Regions from separate parts of the Homo sapiens genome. Here region 2 is linked to region 1. Evidence: read pairs that join two places in POLR2A ChIA-PET (ENCODE). Cell type or tissue: A673. All regions are shown on one strand. Links, peaks and the distances in the headings refer to the core of each region. The heading gives the core; the rest is flanking DNA. Region 1 has its middle 67 kb from the start of FREM1. Region 2 has its middle 170 kb from the start of TTC39B.

Region 1 (5,374 bases), core at 129-5,128:
TTACTCCTAATATTACAGTAGTTACACACCCTGTGATAATATACGTGATATTTAAGCGAGATATCACTCCTAATATCACAGTGGGTGTACACCCTGTGATATTATTCATAATATCTAAGGGAGATATTACTTCTAATTTCACAGTGGGGATACGTCCTATGATATTATTTGTAATATCTCAGGGAGCTATTACTCCTAATGTCACAGTGTGTGTACACCCTATGATGTTATTCATAATATCTAAGAAAGATATTACTTCTCATATCACAGTGGGTGTACTACACCCTGTGATATTATTCATAATATCTAAGGATTACATTACAGCCCAGGCTGTAATGCAGTGGCTCCACCTCGGCTCACTGCAACCTCTACCTCCTGCATTCAAGCGATTCTCCTGCCTCAGCCTCCTGAATAGCTGGGATTACAGGCACGTGCCACCATCCCCAGCTAATTTTGTAGAATTATAGTAGAGATGGGGTTTCATTTTGTTGGGAAGGCTGGTCTCGAACTCCTTACCTCAAGTGATTCACCTGCCTCGACCTTCCAAAGTGCAGGGATTACAGGCGTGAGCCACCACACCCAGCCTGACACTGAGCTTTTTCAAAAGCCACTTTTGCATATATGCCATCTCTGGTTGACCAGCACCCTTTTAAGAACAGAATCTGCCCAGAGACCAAGTCACTGGCCAAGAAGGAGGAGACAGAAGCACTGACATGCTCGCAGGGATGAGGAAGCCAAATAACTCACTTTCCTGTCCGTGTTTCTGCCTTCCAAATCAGATGGAGAAAAATGATTTGCTTTGCAACCACTCACTGACCACACATTGTCTACAATCATGACTCTTGGAAATAAATCATTTTCAATGCTCTTTAAAAAATTTTTTTTAATTAAATATGAAAACATTAAAAATTAGCTGGTCATACTAGTGTGTACCTGTAGTCCCAACTACATAGGAGGCTGAGGCGGGAGGATCACTTAAGCCCAGGAGATCAAGGCTGCAGTGTGTTGTGATCAGGCCACTGTACTGCAGCCTAGGCAATAGAGTGAGACCCTGTCTCAAAAGTAAATACAATTTTAAAAATAAAATAACACCTGATTCATTTCTCCTTGTACATTCTTTCAAGGCCTAACCCATGACCTTCCAAGGCATCCTGGGTCAACATCCAGTTCACAATGATCTCTTATGAATTTCAACATTGCTACTGTCCCAGCAGCCTTCGTAGTTGACTATTCCAACTTAACTCTAAACTCTAGGTTCATGGTGCATAGGGGCTACGTTTTCTTTCAACTTAGTCTCAACATCTCCTAAAAATTACTCAATAAATACTCACGTTAAAAATTAGCCTGAGCAAGGCCAGGCACGGTGGCTCACGCCTGTAATCCCAGAACTTTGGGAGGCCGAGGCGGGTGGATCACGAGGTCAGGAGATCAAGACCATTCTGGCTAACACGGTGAAACCCTGTCTCTACTGAAAATACAAAAAATAGCCGGGCGTGGTGGCGGGCGCCTGTAGTCCCAGCCACTCGGGAGGCTGAGGCAGGAGAATGGCATGAACCCGGGAGGCAGAGCTTGCAGTGAGCCGACATAGCGCCACTGTACTCCAGCCTGGGCGACAGAGCGAGACTCTGTCTCAAAAAAAAAAAAAAAAAAAAAACACATTAGCCTGAGCACATAATTAGGAGACTAAATTTTTGAAAGAAAATCCCCCAAACATAAGACATCTCAAAGTCCATCCTGCAGATTATCTAAACCTTTGTCCCCCAATTAAAGAATCCACCTACATTTTCTTTTTTTTTCTTTTGTTCTTGGGAGTGGGGGGCGAGTGGGGATGGAGTCTCATTGTGTTGCCCAGGGTGGAATGCTGTGGTGCAGTCTCAGCTCACTGCAATCTCCACCTCAGGTTCAAGCAATTGTCCCACCTCAATTGTCCCACCTCAGCCTCTCTGAGTAGGTGGGACCACAGGCGCGCACCACCAGGCCCAGCTAATTTTTTTATTTTTAGTAGAGACAGGGTTTCACCATATTGGCCAGGCTGGTCTTGAACTCCTGACCTCACGTGATCTGCATGCCTCAACCTCCCACAGTGCTGGGATCACAGGTATGAGCCACCGTGCCTGGCCCCAGCTTCATTTTCTTTAAATGGCCATACACCTGATAACGGTGGGACAGCAGATTGAAATCAAAATGTTATGAATTATTTAACTTCCATTTCTCTTAACAGGTGACTGACCTGTCCATTGTATCCACTCTTGGAGTTTACGCCTTGGGTAGAAAAATGTGCCTTTCCTAACAATGAAGGAGAGTGTGAGCAGGAAAAAAGTCCACTCTTCCCCTTGTACTTGGCTCATGGGACATACTTGGTTGGGTTCGTTCATTTACTCATTCACACAACATTTACCTAGCTTCTCCAAATGCCAAGCAAGTTAACAGGTGCTGGTATAACAGATCCTCACAATAGAGCTAAGACGGCACTGCTGCAGATTTGCTCCGCAAGACAGGAAAGACTAGCTGCAGGTTTTACTGACATGGGATAGAGCTTCAGGCTAAAAAAGAAGAAAAAACGTCATGGCTGGGCACAGTGGCTCACACCTGTAATCCTAGCATCTTGGGAGGCCAAAGAGAGAGGCTAGCTTGATATCAGATGTTCAAGACCAGCCTGGGCAACATAGTGAGACACTGCCTCTACAAAAAAATAAAATAAAATTAATTAGCCAGGCATGGTTGTGTGGGCCTGTAGTCCCAGCTACTTGGGAGGCTGAGGTGAGAGGATCACCTGAGTCCACTCGGTCAAGGCTGCAGTGAGTTATGATCATGCCACTGCACTCCAGCCTGAGCAAGAGTGAGACCCTGTCTAAAAAAAAAAAAAAGAGAGAGAGAGAGAGAGAAAGAAAGGGAAGGAAGAAAGGGAGGGAGGGAGGGAGGGAAGGAAGGAAGGAAGGAAGGAAGGAAGGAAGGAAGGAAGGAAGGAAGGAAGGAAGGGAAGGAAGGAAGAAAAAAAGTCACTAGTCTTCCACCAGAACGCTCCTAAGTGTAAGGCTAATCTTGTCTACCTGATCTGAGAGCATGGTTGGAAGGACAAGTAAGCTCTAAATTTTGTCTAAGCCACAAAGATCAGCCGGCTAGGTCAGCTCCTCCCCCTTGCTCTTCCGAGGTCCCTGCCCTGGGGACAGACAAATGGACTCTGGGGACCACTCCATGGGCTGGATCCAATCTCCGATGCCGCTGCAGCGCCAAGATCTCAAAGCATTCACAACACGATGCAAGAGACGGGCAGTCACTTCAGGAAAAGGGAGAGAGGAGAAGGTAGGTACAAGGGCAACGGCAGGCGGAGCTTTCCCAAGAAAGGTTCCCAACTGAAGACAAGGCATTAGAAGCTGTGTTATTTCTCCAGGAGGGGATGGGTGAAAGCAAAGACCCCTGATTGTGACCGCAGAAACGCAGCCAGGCCCTTAGAAACCCGCGGCTTGGCCCCTCCGCTGGGACCTGGACGTGGATCCCCCGCAAGCTGTGCCCTGCCGCCAACCGCGTTTCCAACAGCTACAGCGCGGAGGCGCCCAGCTCGCCCACCCACCCTAGGGGGTGCGTGGGAACCGCGGGGTTCGCTACGCGCACTTCGGAGTCCCTTCTGGGCGGCTCGGAGGCCTCATCTCGATCGCGGGCCCTCCAGGAGCTGCCCCGGTCCAGAGCAGGATAGGATGGGGGCTCCCCAAGGGAGGACTGCAGGAAGACAGAACGGGATTTCTTCACCTGCCCTTCATCGCCTAAGAGGGCCTAGACTCTAACCGGCTGTCTCTTCCATGCCGTCGCCACAGTCCCCATGTGCACCCGGTTTGCCCTCCCCTCTTCCTGCCCTGTGTCGCCTGCCCCCACTCCGCCTCCCTGCGTGACCGCTGGCCGTGTTGACCCTGCGAGGCCGGCGCCCTTAACTCTCAGGCCAGCCTGTCCTCCTCTCCCTGTGTGCACCCCAACGCCTCTCAGCTCGGCCTGGAGCATATATTAGGTTGGTACAAAAGTAATTGCGGTTGTGCAATTTTTTTTTTAATGGCAAAAACCGCAATAACTTTTATAACACCCATAAATAGGCAGGGGGAAAGTGCAAGAAAAGCCTTAGAGAAGGGGCCAAGATCCAACCGTGTAGCCCGCCAGGAGTATGGGTTGGCCAGAGGCATATGACATATTGAAGCAGGAAAGGAAGAAAAAAGATTAAGGAGACAAATTGTTCGTGATAAGGGATTTCCTGATAAACTCAGAAACAACAACTACCAGTTAGGGAGCACTTAAACTGACACTATCTCATTAATCCTCACAACGGTCCTGTACAGGTGGTGGTTTTATTTGTTTTTTACCATCTTACATGCCAGAGCTGCAGTTGGTATGCAACAAAGGCAGCATTTGAACCCTGGCCTGCTCATACCAGAGCGGGGACATCCAACTACGCCCACAAAGGACAATGGAGGAAGACTGTGTCATTTGTAATATAAGCAAATGGGGAAAAGACAAAACAAATACTTGTATTATGCCCAAGTTGTAAATTTATAAACATGAATGAAATACACATACAAGAGGCTAACCGTTTTCTTTTTTCTTTTTTTTTGAGACAGAGTCTCTCTCTGTCACCCAGGCTGGGGTACAGTGGTGCAATCTCGGCTCACTGCAACCTCCGCCTCCCGGGTTCTAGGCAATTCTCCTGCCTCAGCCTCCGGAGTAGCTGGGATTACAGGCGCGCACCACCACACCCAGCTAATGTTGTATTTTTAGTAGAGATGGGGTTTCACTACGTTGGCCAGGCTGGTCTTGAACTCCTGACCTCAGGTGATCCACCCACCTCGGTCCCCCAAAGTGCTGGGATTACAGATGTGAGCCACCATGCCCGGCCATGGCTAACCATTTTGTGAAAACAAAGAGAGTAAATGGGAAGTGTCCAAAAAAGAAATTTTTAAATTTATGTAGTTTCTTGTTGATTTGTAAAGGGTGCCATTTGTTTGAAATCATTCTTACACTCTTGGATTAAAACACCAGTTCTTTCACACACTTGTATTTTGAAGGGAGTATAAAATGTGATTCCCTCACACCCGTAATCCCAGCACTTTGGGAGGCCAAGGCGGATGGATCACCTGATGTCAGGAGTTTGAGACCAGCCTGGCAAACATAGTGAAACTCCATCTCTACAAAAAATACAAAAATTAGCTCGGTGTGATGGCGGGTGCCTGTAGTCCCAGTTACTCAGGAGGCTGAGGCAGGAGAATCACTCAAACCTGGCAGGCAGAGGTTGCACTGAGCCAAGATCGCATCACTGCACTCCACCCTGGGTGACAGAGCAAGACTCTGTCTCAAAAAAAAAAAAAAAAAAAAAAAAGATGTCATTCCATATGAC
Region 2 (5,374 bases), core at 320-5,319, 160 kb after region 1:
CAATTATTGATTAATAAATGAGTGACTACTTGCAAAGGATATATTTCTGTGAGGGCATACCATTCCTTACAAACTGGTGTTCAAAAAGAACATTTAACTGAATTGATCTGCCCTAAGCAATAGGTATGGATGAAATTTAACTGAAATGGTGTTGGGGGTGACCAAAATGACTATAATAGTCTCAGAACCAGGGATATTGTGAAAAAATTAGAATTAACCTAAAAATTGTACAATAAATGAGATTTGAGTCAAAATACTCTCTAATAAACACTCTAATAAAATATGACATTTCCATTGAAAGGATGGCAAAATTAAGAATAGGGAGAGATTACAGTGATGAAAAACATTATTTTGTTGTGTAAATTAGAAACTATGTTTCTAATCCTGAAGATGTCTGGCCTTGGAGGTAGGTGAGTCCAACAGGAATTATTCATTTTCAGGTAAGATACCAACGCTTTAGGGAATACATTCTTCTATATAGAAGGTACAAATGAGAGAATACTAGAAAACCATCCTGAGAGAGGGTAAACAAGAGGATATTAGGCATTTGTTACTCCTGGGATGATACAAAGCTCACATGATAAATGCCACCTGAAGAGCACGAGAATGCAAAAGCATACACAGAACTGAGGATTCATGGAATGGCCCCAGAACGGACCTTGTCCCATTGCAACAAGCACTGAAATAAGACCAAAAGAGGAGTTTGGAAATGTTTTGAGTCACCAAATCATTATTAAAAGAAATGCCTGGTACCCCACAGAGATTTCTTTGAAGAGCACAGTGTCTATTTAGAAGTAGATATTTCTATTTGCTTGCTAAAATTCAGTCTCTTTTTTTTATATTACACTTGAAGATGATTTGAGGGAAAAGTAATATTTATTAAGGGTTGCATGATCCAAGGAAAATTTCCCACAAGTAAAATGCACACTGGTGACCCAAAGTTCTGGAAGGACACAAGAAAAGGAGTGCACTAATTTTCCAAGCAAGATGCCTTAGGAAGTGGCAACAAATAATTAAGATGTGAACTCGGGACCGGGCGCAGTGGCTCATGCCTGTAATCCCAGCACTTTGGGAGGCCGAGGCGGGCAGATCACCTGAGGCTGGGAATTCTAGACCAGCACGGCCAATATGGAGAAACCCCATGTCTACTAAAAATACAAAATTAGCTGGGTGTGGTGGCAGATGCCTGTAATCCTAGCTACTCAGGAGGCTGAGGCAGGAGAATCATTTGAACCTGGGAGGCAGAGGTTGCGGTGAGCCAATATCGCGCCATTGCACTCCATCCTGTGCAACAAGAGTGAAACTCCGACTTAAAAAAAAAAAAAGATGTGAACTCGGAGAAAGAGTAATCTCAAGTACAATAATGCCTGTGTCATCACTCCAGAAAATGTATTCCAGAAATGTCTGTATGCCAAATGTATCCATGTTATGTGCCAACTTCTCCATGTCAGAACACAGCCAATTCTCAAATATTTTTTTTAAAGGACAGAATTCTGAATAATATACCTAATTGTTCATATACCTTTGTTTTCAATTAGCAGTCTAGCCTTGGGTTTTTTGTTTTTTGGGTTTTTTTGTTTTTTAAATTCTCTCCTTCTCACTATTGTTAATGATAAAAACCCCATACAAGGCTGGGCATGATGGCTCAAGCCTGTAATCCCGGCACTTTGGGAGACCAAGGTAGGCGGATCACTTGAGGCCAGGAGTTCGAGACCAGCCTGGGCAAAATAGTGAAACCCCGTCTCTACTAAAAATACAAAAATTAGCCGAATGTGGTGGTGCACGCCTGTAATCCCCGGTACTCGGGAGGCTGAAGTGGGAGGATCGCTGAGCCTGGGAGGCAGAGGTTGCAGTGAGCTGAGATCACGCCACTACACTCTAGCCTGGGCAACAGAGTGAGACCCTGTCTCAAAACAACAACAACAATAACAAACTCCATACAAAAAGTTTACATTATTATCATCTTGTAAAAAGAAAAAACCACATACTCAAATTTTTTTTAAATCTTGATTTCTCCCAATTCTTTGAGGGGAAAAATACAAAGAGGAGCATTGCTTTGATATCTTCTGATCTTCTACACACAAGGTGGCTGGGAAACGGAGTCACTTAAATAACAGCTCAGACTGCTTTCCCTCACAAAACAGAATAATAGTAGGAACGTTTCTGTGCCTCCAAGAAAGCAAATGTTTCTAATTAGTGAATAAGCTCAGCAGCGGTAGCTGCTCTGGGTATCAGCGCCTCTCGTTAGGGGCTCTATCCTGTTGACAAGCTAAGCAACAAAATCGCCTGAATTCTGTTTGTGAAGGTTGCCACCTACTGAAGAACATGCAGTACTACAGCTGGCTTCACGGGGAAAGAATGCTAGGGGAGTAAGGAAAAAGCAGTTGGTAATCCTGGGAGCACGAGGAGTTTCCACGCCAAAGAATTCAGAAAGGGGGTATGAACCGACCTGGCAGGGCACAGCTACGGGTACGGGAGGGGTGAGTCTGGAAGGCTTTGTGTAGAGCAGGTACTTAACTGTGCCTTAAGGAGTCTTAGGGTTTGGCAAAGGAGTGAGGGTTTTATACAAAGTGGAAGCATTTGGGGCTCAGACACCGCAGAGAGAAAAGCCACCATAATGACAGGGTCCAGAAAGCAGATGTCACTGGCTGTAGAAGATCGTCTGCAATGGAACTTACGGGAAATGCGATTAGATACTGAGGGCCTTCGATTGATGAATTAGGACTTCTATTAAGGCCTCGGTAAACGACCCTTAATTCAGAACCAACGGAATAGGGAAACAGCTCAGTTAGAAATTACTGCATGGATTGCACACCTTTTTTTTTTTTTTTTTTTTTTTTTTGACAGGGTCTCGCACTGTCGCCCAGGCTGGAGTCTGCAGTGCAGCGGCAGGATCTCGGCTCACTGCAACCTCCGCCTCCGCCTCCCGGGTTCAAGCCATTCTCCTGCCTCAGCCACCCGAATAGCTGGGATTACAGGAGCCCGCCACCACGCCCAGCTAATTTTTGTATTTTTAGTAGAGACGGGGTTTCACCGTGTTGGCCAGGCTGGTCTTGAACTCCCGACCTCGTGATTCGCCTGCCTCGGCCTCCCGAAGTGCTGGGATTACAGGCATGAGCCACCGCGCCCGGACTGCACACCTCTTGACTCTTTGGAAATTGCCTCAAAGGAAACTTCAGAGTAAAGATTGAGATGAGAACTTTACAGGTAACCTGCACCCTGGGCAACCACCCTCCTCCCAGCACTCAGAGCTACAGCAGCCATGGCTACCCCAAGATCTGTCAGTATTGGAGCCCCAACCCTGCCCCCCAGGACACCAAAGCCTACAAAGTACCTCAGTACTTCACTGCTTAACAAGTAGAACATCAACTGTGATACTAAGCAGCATTGATTAATGATAAAGATGACCCTTGGTTGGTAAATTGCATCTGGACTAACCAACTCCATTTTGCTTCTAACCACCAAGCTGTCCTTGTTCATTCCTGGGCATAGGCTGAATTAACTTTGAGAGGAACCTGTTTATAGTTTATAGTTTAAAACAAAGATGATAACAGGCTTTTCCCAGGGAAAATCTCCTTCTTGCCTGGGGACTAGACCGCCTTCGCAGGACTAAGAAATTAGCCACAAGATTAGAAATTTCGGTTTAGGAGTCATGCAGCTGGAGGCTACAAGATTCTGACACTACCTAAGCTGCTCCTAAGAGCAGTGCTTGAGATGTTTTGCAGACCCAGCACTTGAAGGATCAGGTGACACCACCTGGACCAATAAACTGGCTCATCTGATCTTGTGCCTCCCACCCAGGAACTGACTCAGCACAAGAAGACAGCTCGACTCCCTATGATTTCACCTCTGACCTGACCAATCAGCACTCCCGGCTCACTGGCTTGCCCCCCAACCACCAAGTTGTCCTTACAAACTCTGATCCCCAAATGCCTGGGGAGACTGATTTGAGTAATAATAAAAGTCCAGTCTCCCGCACCACCGTCTCTGTGTGAGTTACTCTTTCTCTATTGCAATTCCCCTGTCTTGATAAATCGGCCCTGTCTAGGCAGCTGGCAAGGTGAACCCACTGAGCAGTTACACTATTAAGTTGTTAAAAAAAGTGTTTAGCCACTGTGAAGTTTGAGGCCTCCAAGCCATGTGCCTGCCTAATGTGTTTTGCCTCTCCTTGTACCACATCTGTACTGGCACAAGAACTCACACTGAAAAGGAATGCCTGATGCTGCCCTGTAGATGCACTGTGGTTCCTGTCTGACACCTTCCACGGCAGCCTGGGCCAAATGCATCCTCTGATAGTCTTGAGTCTCAGTGTTTAATTGATTCTAACAAGTCCCCCTTATAGGCATTGCAGATACATAAACACACATTTATCTATCTTTACAAAAAGTGAATCATCCCATAAAGTCTGATTTGGAGTCACTTTTACCACTTAAAATATCATCGCCATTTTTCTGCTGTTAAATATTCTATATTATTTATAATAATTGCATAATATCTATTATGAACATATAATTTACTAAACCTGGTATTGAACATGAAGACTGTTTTTTTTCCTTTTTTTGTTTTTTTTTTAAATTTCAAACCACACTTTAAGAAATATGGGCTGGGTGTGGTGGCTCATGCCCACAATCCCAGCACTTTGGGAGGCCAAGGTGGAGGAGAGCTTGAGCTCAGGAGTTTGAAACCAACCTGGGTGACATAGCAAGATGCCGTCTCTATAAAAAAGAAAGAAATACATCTGAGCTCAGTGGTTCATGCCTATCATTCCAGCACTTTGGGAGGCCGAGGCAAGAGGACTGATCACTTGAGTTTGAGACCAGCCTGGGCAAGACAGCAAGATCCTGTCTGTACAAAAAATTTAAAAATTAGCTAGGCATGGTGGCATATACCTGCAGTCCAAGCTACTCAGGAGGCTGAGGCTGGAGGATTGCTTGTGCCCGGTAATTCAAGATGGTATAAACACCCATCAGGTTCTTCCTGATCACTGCACAAACGAAATCAATTCACAGAGACTATGGCACCGCAGTAAAGAAAGAGTTTGACTGATACAGGGCCAGCCACACCTGGGAGTGGGAGATGGCGTCATTCAAATCAATCTCCCTGAGCATTTGGGGGCTAGCAGCATTTTCAAAGGTAGTTTGGGGGAAGAGGTGGGGTGCTAGGCAATAGATATCTGCTGTTGATTGTTTGGGGGTGCAGTCCTAGGGGTATGGGAAGTTGTCCCCCTGCATGCTGAGTTGCTTCTGGGTGGGGCCACAGGAGAGACTGGCAAGTCCAGGTTGAGCCATCAGTTTCAGACATGCAAAAATCCTGAAAAGATATCTCCAAAGGCCAATCTGAGGTTCTACAATAGTGATGTTATCTGCAGGAGTAA

What was found. ChIA-PET counts read pairs that join two places held together with the same protein. Peaks named below come from ENCODE experiments on the same cell type or tissue, not always from the same donor. Only the 100,000 strongest peaks of a DNase experiment are listed, where the experiment ranks them.
Region 2: POLR2A ChIA-PET joins it to region 1 with 10 read pairs; 1 of 35 experiments calls an interaction of 5 or more read pairs at or near these places.

Annotation. Positions count from the first base shown.
Region 1 is chr9:14,974,669-14,980,042 of GRCh38, forward strand. No RefSeq gene overlaps it. Among named protein-coding and RNA genes, the nearest start is that of FREM1, 67 kb to the left of the region's middle. In A673, for the core only: no CTCF peak of the experiment used is centred there; a DNase peak (open chromatin) is centred at 3,113; H3K27ac peaks cover 1,198 bases.
Region 2 is chr9:15,133,042-15,138,415 of GRCh38, forward strand. No RefSeq gene overlaps it. Among named protein-coding and RNA genes, the nearest start is that of TTC39B, 170 kb to the right of the region's middle. RefSeq lists an enhancer at 5,228-5,374. In A673, for the core only: a CTCF peak has its summit at 2,328 (motif pointing left); a DNase peak (open chromatin) is centred at 2,290; H3K27ac peaks cover 830 bases.